Linked DNA regions of Homo sapiens: region 1 is linked to region 2. A link is a loop called in an ENCODE intact Hi-C map of the cell type or tissue named here. Cell type or tissue: dorsolateral prefrontal cortex. All regions are shown on one strand. Links, peaks and the distances in the headings refer to the core of each region. The heading gives the core; the rest is flanking DNA.

Evidence for each region. A loop is a pair of places that touch in the nucleus more often than their neighbours do. Peaks named below come from ENCODE experiments on the same cell type or tissue, not always from the same donor. Only the 100,000 strongest peaks of a DNase experiment are listed, where the experiment ranks them.
Region 1: it touches region 2 in a loop (2.0-fold over the local background); 1 of 110 quality-filtered maps calls a loop at or near these places.

The regions. Positions count from the first base shown.
Region 1 is chr11:7,275,994-7,281,376 of GRCh38, reverse strand. The region is part of intron 1 of SYT9 (synaptotagmin 9); the gene reads right to left. Among named protein-coding and RNA genes, the nearest start is that of SYT9, 27 kb to the right of the region's middle. In dorsolateral prefrontal cortex, for the core only: a CTCF peak has its summit at 2,900 (motif pointing right); no DNase peak of the experiment used is centred there.
Region 2 is chr11:7,692,181-7,697,563 of GRCh38, reverse strand. It overlaps OVCH2 (ovochymase 2), which reads left to right. Exons shown (of 16, transcript NM_198185.7): 9 at 765-855; 10 at 975-1,099; 11 at 1,854-1,994; 12 at 2,376-2,506. It overlaps LOC105376533 (a long non-coding RNA gene), which reads right to left. Exons shown (of 11, transcript XR_007062576.1): 4 at 5,011-5,383. Among named protein-coding and RNA genes, the nearest start is that of OVCH2, 12 kb to the left of the region's middle. RefSeq lists an enhancer at 5,351-5,383. In dorsolateral prefrontal cortex, for the core only: CTCF peaks have their summits at 2,469 and 2,670 (motif pointing right); a DNase peak (open chromatin) is centred at 2,766; H3K4me3 peaks cover 405 bases; H3K27ac peaks cover 1,656 bases.

The DNA of each region.
Region 1 (5,383 bases), core at 321-5,320, 420 kb after region 2:
ATGTCAGAATATCTACTGATGCAAAACACAGAGCTGGCAAAGAGTATGAGTCATAAATAGTTTCCCAGACATGACAGAGGAAACCTGTTCTATTGGATCTGATCTCATCTGTTTAGGAATTCCTCTCATTGTGATGCCCAGGGGCAGGACACATTTGTCAGACATGATACTGTTATGCTCTGGTTTAGAGGAGCTGCATTTGTATGCAAATATAGAAATGTGCCTGAGTATCATACATATGCTCCTGCATAAAAGCAGGGATATAACCCCGTCACATATCTGTGAGTTCAGAAAATCTGCCCATTCAGTAGTGAATTAGACTCAGCTCACAGAAGCTCATAAGAATCAACTTAAATTTTCAGGAATTTTGAGAGCTGATTATTAAACACAGCCACCATGAAAAACTAAATTATATAAATGTAAAATTCAATAAACTATGCTGAAAACAAAGGTAATATTCAAAAGTCAAAGGTGATATTCAAAGATGATTCTCAAAAGTTATCATTTCCTACTCATTTAACTACAATTTATTGTCTATGCTCTCAGTGTTACTTACATCTCTAGTATCTTCTTCTTCTCCACTTACGTCTATAGTATCTTACTTACATCTATAGTACTTACATCTATAGTATCCCTTCTTCTCCACCTGGAAATACCAGATATTGATGCACTACTGCACATCTCTTCCCAGCTCCACGGTCAGCAATATCTTATTGGTAGCTTGAAAACAGCCAGGCTGGGAGCACTTATACCACAAAACTTGCAAACACCACAAACCAAGGTTTTATTTATTATTTTGTTAAGGTCTTCTGAAAGTGACGTTTTATGAAAGTCTTACGATAGTGCTGGAGAAAATGTAAATAACAGATGAAAAGTGTGTCTTGTCTGTAGACATTACTTTGTAAACAGCACAAAATATTGAGGACATATTCTTCCAATATTAAAAAACTATTATCTGATTCAAGAAGTTGCTCAGATTATTGATGAATAAGTGAAGTTCTGACATGTGTCATTGTTTTACTTTCCTCTTACTTGTTCATATAAATGAAGCTATCAACCAACAGGCTTGTTGGGCCTACACTCATTTGTCAGCTGCAACCTAAGGTTGCTATGGATACAGGAGTTTGACAAAAATCAAGAAAAGCATTCTGTGAGAATCAATTGTAATGTAATCAATAAAATGCAATGTGTATTTTATTATGAATTGTGCACCGCACAGCATTTATATGAGTAACACTTAAAATAAACGTATGCGTGTATATTTATGCATACCTTTTCTATTCTGGAGAATTAGTTGTTTACAGATGTACTGATACATCCCTGCCCCCAATCCAGGCAGCATGGAGACTGAGTTTCTCAAGGAATTGTGTAGAACTAAGTTTCTTTCAGTATGCCTCATTGCTCTTCACCTAAGGTCTTTACCTGATGCAAAATCCCATTTTACTGCTCAAAAGATTTGCCTCATCAGCTCTGCTTTTGCAGCATAAGTGGCTGTCACCAGATGGCATTTGGGTTGGGCTTGACCCAGGGCAATTAGATGTAGAGGAAGATCAGAAATTTCTGGGTCACAATCATATATAAAAAATGAACCTGCTTATGAAACAACTAAAGACTTTCTCTGTTTCTCTAACTGGGTAGCTTTCCTCACAGCAAATAATCTTATCTTTGAAGCAACGGTTCTAAAATTTATATGTGCTTGGTAAGTATTTGGGAAGCTTGTTAAAAGTATAGATTCCTGGGCTATGCCTCCAGAGATCATGATTCTGGATGGGGCATTTTAAATAAATACCCCAAAGTATCTCTGAAGGCGGGAGGTGGTCATGGTTCTCAGTTGGGGAAATGCAGTATTAGGGGACACTCTGCACCTAGAGCTGGTAGATTATCTAAGCTTCCCGCTGCCTTAAGCAGATTCTATGTGGCTCCATCAAGCTGCCCATAAGGAAGTATCTTCCTGCTTCTCTGGCATGAGCTTCACCCCTCCTATTCTTTCCTTGAGTCAGTTTTTTTGTTCTCAACGGAAAAAAAGACATATTGGTTATCATAAACTGCCCAATAAAAATATTGCTGAAGTCAAGACAGACTCTATCAATAAGAGAAGCATGGAAGTTTACCAAGACTTTGTTTTACTAAGCTAACTCTCCAGCATCTTTCCTTAGTGCTCTCAAACCATCTGCTAAATTGGCTTAGGACTTTGCCAGAGATGGACACCAAGCTCACAAGCCTTGAGTTTCTAGGGTCCACATACCCTCCACTGTTGAGAACTGGGCCAGCTCCCCAACTTTATCTGCTGGCATTGCTCCTGCCTCTGTTGGATGTTTTCTGGCATCTGTTATCATTACTCCCTCTCCCTAGGCAGAGAGATATCTTCCTTCCTGATTCAAACATAAATTAACATACATTTTTGACTATTCTCTAGATGTTTCCAAAACACCAATTCTTTCTGGGTATCAGCACTCCTGAAAATATCTTCACAGAATATGCCTCCTTAAAGTTCCTAGGTGTAGTGCATGGACCCTTCATTTGTGTGCTCATAACCCTTTACATTTGTGCTCATCAGTATTAGTTTCCAAGTTAACGCAGTCTCCCCTTCTTCTCCACTTGTAAGAATTAGAATGTGAGAATCTAAAATATCTTCCTTGTTTTTTAATCCTCTTAAGCTACTCGGAATCTTGCTACTTAAAACTATACCTAGTTTTATTCATTCAAAATTTTCTCCGTATTATAGAACACAACAACAGTTATATTCAACTAAATCAAGTCAAATATCAAGTAAAATGTAATAAAGAACCACCCTCTTTAAACCAGGTACCAGAGTTACTGCTCTTTGCAGTGGGAATGAGGGGCAGCTTCAGTTTCACTTCTTAAGTCCACCTGTAGGTGGCCCCAAGACAATGTTGCAGAATCTTAGGGCTCAGTAAAACAGTTTTAAAACCACTGTGCAGCTTCACTTACCTCAGTTTGGGATTGGTTGCTATGGTTTGAATGTCTCCTCCAAAACTCATGTTGAAACTTAATCACCAATCTGGTAGTATTGAGAGGTGGGGGCCTTTAAAAGAGGTGATTGGATGATATGGGCTCTGTCTTCATGAATGAATTTGTTATTTATGGATTAATGGGCTAATGGATTAATAGGTTATCATGGGAGGGGAAGTGATTGCTTTATAAGAAGAAGAGAGGCCTGAGCTAACACATTAGCATGCTCAGCCCCCTTGCCCTGTGATACCCTGCCTCGACCCAGGGCAATTAGATGTAGAAGAAGATCAGAAATTTCTGGGTCCTTACACCACCTTGGGACTCTTCAGAAAGTTCCCACTGGCAAGAAGATTCTCATCATATGTGACCTCTCAACCTTGGACTTTCCAGCCTCTATAACTGTAAAAAATAAATTCCTTTTCTTTAGAAATTACTCAGTTTCAGATATTTTGTTATAAGCAACAGAAAACAGACTGGCACACTTCATTTTCTCTGCCATCTACATTACATGGAGCATTCCTAGCTTTTAAGATGTCTACAGCATCATTAGCACTGTGCCTTTCTCAGCAATCTATGCATGCCACTGTGATAGAATTGTTCAACTTAAAATATTCTAGGCATGAATTCCAACAAGTTGATGATAAAGGTCTCCAACAGGAGCATTTGCTTTCACAGTGAAAATTCAGATCCTACATGCATGCTGAGGGAAAGAGCATTAAGTTTCAACTAGGCATACACTAATCCTGAAGAACTATTCATTGAGTCATATTGCCCACATGCCTAACATAATACACTTTATAATAAAAACACAATTACTTTACTGCTGAAAAAGTGCCCTTTTCTTCACATTTGAGAAAATGCTTCAAATTCATAAGACAAAAAAAAATGGATGTAATCTTCTCTTGTTCCTATTCCCCCATTCTCTTTTTTCTGTTTAGATTTTGTTAAGTCGACTTTTGAACTTAATAGGACAACAGGGAAAGTAAGACATGAGCACTTGCTGAAAAGCAACAATGCAATGTTCAGTAACACACAGCACATAATGAATTCACATTTTGCAGATTACACTAATATTTTTCAGATTTTGGAAATGTAATTTTATGCCATAACTTGATGACAATGACCAGAATTCAGCCAGAAATCTATCTCGATGGGTCATTCATTATTCTTTCATTTATTCAAACGTTTATCAAATCCTCACTATGTTTCAGTCATGGAGTTAGATGAAGAGAATAAAAAGATAAATAATACACAGTCCTTTCCCTCAGTGAGTTCCAATCTGATCTAATGAAGGAGGCAGACACATGGCAGATAATGTTTGTTTGTTTGTTTGTTTGTTTTTTGTTTTTTGAGATAGAGTCTCGTACTGTCACCTGGGCTGGAGTGCAGTGGCGCGATCTCGGCTCACTGCAACCTCCACTTCCCAGGTTCAAGCAATTCTCCTTCCTCAGCCTCCCGAGTAGCTGGGATTACAGGCGCCTGCCACCACACCCAGCTATTTTTTTTTTTTTCGTATTTTTAGTAGAGATGAGGTTTCGCTATGTTGGCCAGGCTGGTCTCGAACACCTGACCTCGTGATCCACCCGCCTTGGCTTCCCAAATTGCTGGGATTATAGGCATGTGCCACTGTGCCTGGCTGGCAGATAATGTTTTAAGTATAGGTACAGTGCTAAGGAAAATGCAAAAGAGCACAGGGAGTTTAGGTGACCCCAAAACTGATGCTTAAAAGAATGATGAGGGAGAATCCACCAGGAGGGGGAAGGCAGAGGGGAAAGACAATCATTTTAGGCTGAGGGGACAGCTTAAGAATGGAGGCAGGAAACTGTGGGGCACACCCTGCAGTTAGTCTAACGCAAGGGGTGCACCTTATTCCACCAGATTCATTCCACCTTATTCCACCATATTCTCACGTGTCATGCTAAAGAGCTTAGACTTGATCCCATAGTTGAATGGGCCCACTGAAGAGTTTCACATAGGAAAACAGCAGGGTCACATCTGCTTTTTAGAAAGACCACTCTGGCTTCCATTGAGGCTGGATTTGGGTGGTTAAAAACTGAGGCAGGAAGCACATTAAGAGGTGCAATAAGACAGAAGAGAGGTCTGATGGCTGGAAATAAGGTGATCATAGGGACAGAGATAGAAGACAGATCTGAGAAATTATTACGAGATAAAACTGGCGGGAACTGGTGACTGTTGGATATGGGAAAGTGAGGATGTGGTGATGGTAAAAGAAGTTTCTAGTATAACTCCAAATTTCCAACCTGAGTGACTGAGGGTGGGACTGGTGTCACCCATGAAGATAAAACATACAGAAATCAGTCTGGGGGTGGGGGATGGTGTATTCACTCACTTAATATTTGGACACCAGAAATTGGCTCAAACATAATAGTGAACAAGACAGATAAATAGA
Region 2 (5,383 bases), core at 96-5,095:
GAATTCTATTTATAGCATATTGAGTTCTGAGGGAGACAGCTAGGAAACCGTCATAAAAAATCAGGTCTGAAGTTCAGAAATGTAGAGATGACATCTGAAATGGAGGGTGTGAATGAACCTGGTCCAAGGGATCATAGAGACAGAGCAGATGAGGACGAAGGCTAGAAGCTGGGAAATACCTGCACTTATAGAATAAAGTATGAGGTCAGCAAAAGAAGAGTAAAGGGCCAGAGGTGGCTCACGCCTGTAATCACAGCAATTTGGGAGGCTCAGGTGGGAGGATCGCTTGAGTCCAGGAGTTCAAGACCAAGCCTAGGCAACAAAGTGAGACTCTGTCTCACAAATAATTTCTTCAAAAAATTAGCCGGGTGTGGCAGTGTGAGTCTGTGGTCTCAGCTGCCCGACAGGCTGAAGCAGGAGGATTGCCTGAGCCCAGGAGGTTGAGGTTGCAGTAAGCTGTGATCGTGCCACTGCACTCCACCCTCGGTGAGAGATTGAGGCCCTGCCTCAAAGATAAAATAAAATAAAATAAAAAGAGAGAGAAGAGTTAAGGAAAGAAAACCAATCATAGAATCTCAAGGTTAAGCAGGATCTAAAAGGAACCAAAAAGGCATCATAGAAGCAAAGACAGGAGAAGATTTCATGAAGAACGAAGAGTACATCAAGAAGAACCAGGAGGCTATGGTGTTTGCAGCTTCTGGAGGGAGGGGCTGCTGTGGTTAACTGGCATAACTAACCCTGACTCTCCTGGCTTTCCCTCCCAGCCTGGTGCAGTGAGCAGGATGTCATAGTCAGCGGGGCTGAGGGGAAGCTGCACTTCCCAGAAAGCCTCCACCTATATTATGAGAGCAAGCAGTGAGTAACCCCCTTTGTACTCCTCCTCCTTACTCCCACCTCCGGTCTGGGCCCACCAATTGGACTGTGATAGTCGTTTTCTGTCTAGAAATAACGCCCTCTCCATGATCTGCCTACAGACGGTGTGTCTGGACCCTGCTGGTACCAGAGGAAATGCATGTGTTGCTCAGTTTTTCCCACCTAGATGTTGAGTCTTGTCACCACAGTTACCTGTCAATGTATTCTTTAGAAGACAGACCCATTGGTGAGTGGATTTTCACAGTGTCAAATGGAAACCAGTGCCAAGTGGGCTTAATGAGGCCTAGTTATCTTATGTCTGGCACTCAGCCATCTGTAAATGCCACACTTCTTGACTTCCGCTTTGAGACTCAGAATTGGGAGTGGGAAGGAACCAAATCTGAGCCTGGGTGATGGCTGCAAGGTCACAGGGCAATTTACTTGCCAAATCTGCTTCCCATCAAACCAGGCTTCCTAGGCCCATTTGCCAGACCTGGTGTCCATGAGGAATAAACTCTAGATATATTCCAGGGCCTCTCAGGATGTCCAGACAGCTCACTGCTTTCCTAGCTGTGAAAATGACCTTTCCCTGCCTCATCAAGCTAAGAAGGAAAATACAAATAGACAACCATGAGAAGGAGACAGGTTACTTACAAGAAACAGAAATGGAATGGTGTTTCTGTGGTTTCTCAGCTGGAGGTGATTTTGTACCCCCAACCCTCAGGACACATTTGGCAATGAATGAGAAGCATTTTTCAGTTGTCACAAGGGCAGGAATTGTCACTGGTAGAGGCCAGAAATGCTACCAAATATCCTACAAAAGATGCAGGATGGCAAGAACACAAAGAAGGTTCTGGCTCAAAATGTCAATTGTGACAAGACTGAGAAACTTTGGATTGGACAATCCTGAAATATCATGGCAAATTCAGTTCTTCTTAAATCATTGAATGGGAACTATTTTCTAGATTCTGAACAAAGAATCCTTTTTTCTCATCCTGCAGGAAAATTTTGTGGAGAAAGCCTCCCTTCATCCATTCTTATTGGCTCTAATTCTCTAAGGCTGAAATTCGTCTCTGATGCCACAGATAATGCAGCTGGGTTTAATCTTACCTATAAAGCTCTTAAACCAAACTACATTCCTGGTAAAACCATTTACTTTTAATCACATACTATCTCCACCTTCTGTAGAAGCTTAGGCCCCATAGGAATTAGGTGAGTGGCAGGGATCCCTCTCCCAAGGCCCAACTGACTCCACATGGGAGAGGGGCACAGGCCAACTAGAGAACAGGGGGCAGTCTCCCCCTCAACCCTGAGTTCACCCTGCTAGCTCGTAGTGATTGCCCCTCCAAGTGAGTCGAGAGGGCCTGATGAGTTCTGGAGAATCATGCACTACGTCTTTTCTTGTTCGCAGTGTCTGAAAATGCAATTGATATGCATCATTTTCAGGAGACAGGAGGGAGAGCAGTGAGAATTCTTCTTTATTTGAATGGTGCCATCTGTTTGGACTTTTTCTTACGTTTCAGATTCAGGTTGCAGTTACTTAACTGTCCTTTTTGAAGAAGGTCTCATACAGAGTCTAAACTATCCTGAAAACTACAGTGACAAGGCTAACTGTGACTGGATTTTTCAAGCCTCCAAACATCACCTAATTAAGGTATTGACTTTGGCTGTCCTTACGTAGCTATGGTAAATTCACAGAATAGCTAACATAAGCACCATGAGGTCAGAGGTTTTATCTGATTTATTCACTGCTGTGTTTTCAGTACCTAGAACCCAGCACCTGACACACAAAGCTGTCAATAAATACTTGCTGAATAATGGATCCGCCCAGTTTCCCCTGCAACTACACATTTTTTCCACTAGATGGCACTGTGCTCCTTACTTTAAAAAAAAAAAAAAAAAAAAAAAGTGCCGCTTTAATCTTTGTATTGAATTAGCCGGGCGCGGTGGCGGGCGCCTGTAATCCCAGCTACTCGGGAGGCTGGAGAATTGCTTGAACCCGGGAGATGGAGGTTGCAATGAGCCGAGATCGCGCCACTGCACTCCAGCCTGGGCTACAAGAGCGAAACTCTCAAAACACAAAACAAAACAAAACAAAACAAAAACTTTGTGTTGGTGACTTTTAGTCCATTCCAGAAACAAGCATGTCTTCCTTATTTATTAAACTGCTCACAAAACACATTGTAAGTTATAGATAACAAAATCAAGGTCAATCAGGCCAAAATCATCAAGCCTTTCAAGCAGAGAGGACAGAGCAAGCCTAGAGGAACCAGCGCAGAACAGGCTCAGGGAATCGCTGGTTTAAGAGGGTCTTAAGGTGTCCTGGAGTGGACAGTGGAAGGCAAGGTGGAAGTCACTGTATGGAGGCCTTTGAACGCCTGGAAATGGAGTTTATTCCACATTTGATTAGCAGTGTGTGGTTAGTTGTTTGTTCATTAAACACTAATGGACCATCTGCAGAGAGATATCATCAGGGAGGTAGAAGTAGGACTGCAGTCAGGGTGAGATTGGAATGAGGCATTTTCTCATAGATCTTTCTTTTAAAATAATAATTGAAAACAAGACAGTGTACGATGGAGAGAAAAGAGAGCAGAAAATAAAGGGGAGAGGAGTGAGGGATGATGAGACACCAGCGTTCTCACTTAAGAGATGGAAAGAACTCTGAGATGTGGGAGGAGAACCAAATTGGTGTGTTTTTATGACAGCCTGGAGAATGCAGCCTTTAACTTAAAACACAAACAAAACCAAAGAAAAAGATGTGACCAATCATTTGGATACCACACTAAGTTAGAACTTAAAGAGATGAGAACTGAGGTGTCCAGTCCCCACCCCACACCTCCATAAAAAAGGGAGAATAATTAGATGGGAAATTGAACAATTGAGAGGAGTTGGGATTGGTGGTATCTGAAATATCACGTGAAGTCAGATGTTAATGGCAGAAACAAGATCACACAGGTTTTATGAATGAGTGGGAAAAGATGATACAGAGGCAGTTGGTATAGATTTCTTTCTAAAAGTTCATCAAACCTAAACAGATTTGGGGCAAAAATTTCAGCAGAATTAAGGAAAATTTGTTAGTGGTGGAGGATAAAATTTAGGTTGTGAGCATGTTTCCAGGTGGAGGAAGAAGAGGAAATTTAGTTGAAAATCTGAAAATGCCAGAGCCAGAAGTGATTGAAAAATATCTCTTCAATAAGTAAAGTTTGAGTGTCGTGCATCAGTGAAGCGATGCTCTCATACTCTGCCAGTGACAGCATCATTTTGCAGAACTCGTGTAAGATAGTAATTTGGAAACTGGTGTTAAAAGTCATAGGAATATGCTCACCATTTGACTTGGAGAGAAAAGGGCCCCTTCCCAGAAAGTATCCCAGTAAGGGTTTAATAAATGTTTGAATGAATCCTATTTCTGATACAGGTCCCCCTCCCCACGCCTACCTTTACCATTAGTAATTATTTGCCTCCAGTTTTGTTTTATCCACACAATCCTTTCTGTTTCTTGCTCAGAGTCTGGGTCCCATTGAATCCCCATCAACTGTGTGTTAAAATTAGAGTTCCTATTTCATCAGCCCTCTCTCCCACCACTCTTCACTTCAAATTCAATTGGCTAGTGCTCACCAAACTGCTCCAAGATCACTCTTTATTGTTTCTTTGTTTCTCCTTCACACTGTTCCTTCTATCTAGATAGTTCCCCTCCCTTTTCCTGAAACAAAACAAGTGCCCCATGCAGGGAATGATACAAGAGAAGAAAAAAAGTAAATGCCTAAAGATATTCACTGCCAAGTTTTTAAGATAGCAAAAAATACAGGTCTCAAGGATAGAGATAAATGAAATATTATGCTGCCAATAAGCATCACAATTATAGAAACTATGAGAAAAGGTTTGTCATGATTTATTCTTGGTGACCCTAGGTTGATTCCAGGTGATCAACTTTCTTTTCTAGGTCATTACTCATCATAGCTTAATAATCTACTCAAGAATTTTGCTGAGGTTTACATTTAAGCTTAGTATCCAAAATCAGCTCTCTCTAACTCATACAAGGATTTCCTTTTTCATGCACATTCATGAGGCTCACTACATTTGACTCCGAGCCCACTTATGCAAATGCTTTCAGTAGCTCAGATGATACTTTGTTTTATATCAGCAATTAGACTCACTTACATCTGTGCCTTCTCAGAATTTTGCAGTGAGGCATGGAAATATAGTGGCAACAGGACAAAGCAGGTGAGAAGAGGAGCCAGCTATATCCCGCTGGGTAGAAAGACACGGTCTCCAAGGGGCACAACAAATTTCAGTCTTGATTCAGGAGAACTAGAGGTTCAAGATGAAACATCAGGAACCAGGTGAACAACACTAAGATGTCCAGAGAAGCAGTTTTGTGTATATGCAATTAGTTGAGTTGAGTGCCTAGTTGCTTCCAAGGAAAAAAATCCCCATGCGGTAGCTCTCCTAATCTCTTAGAGATGTTAGGAAGCTAAAATATTTGCACAGTTTCCTGCCCTTTGATTCAGGCCATATTTGGTAGCTATTTCAA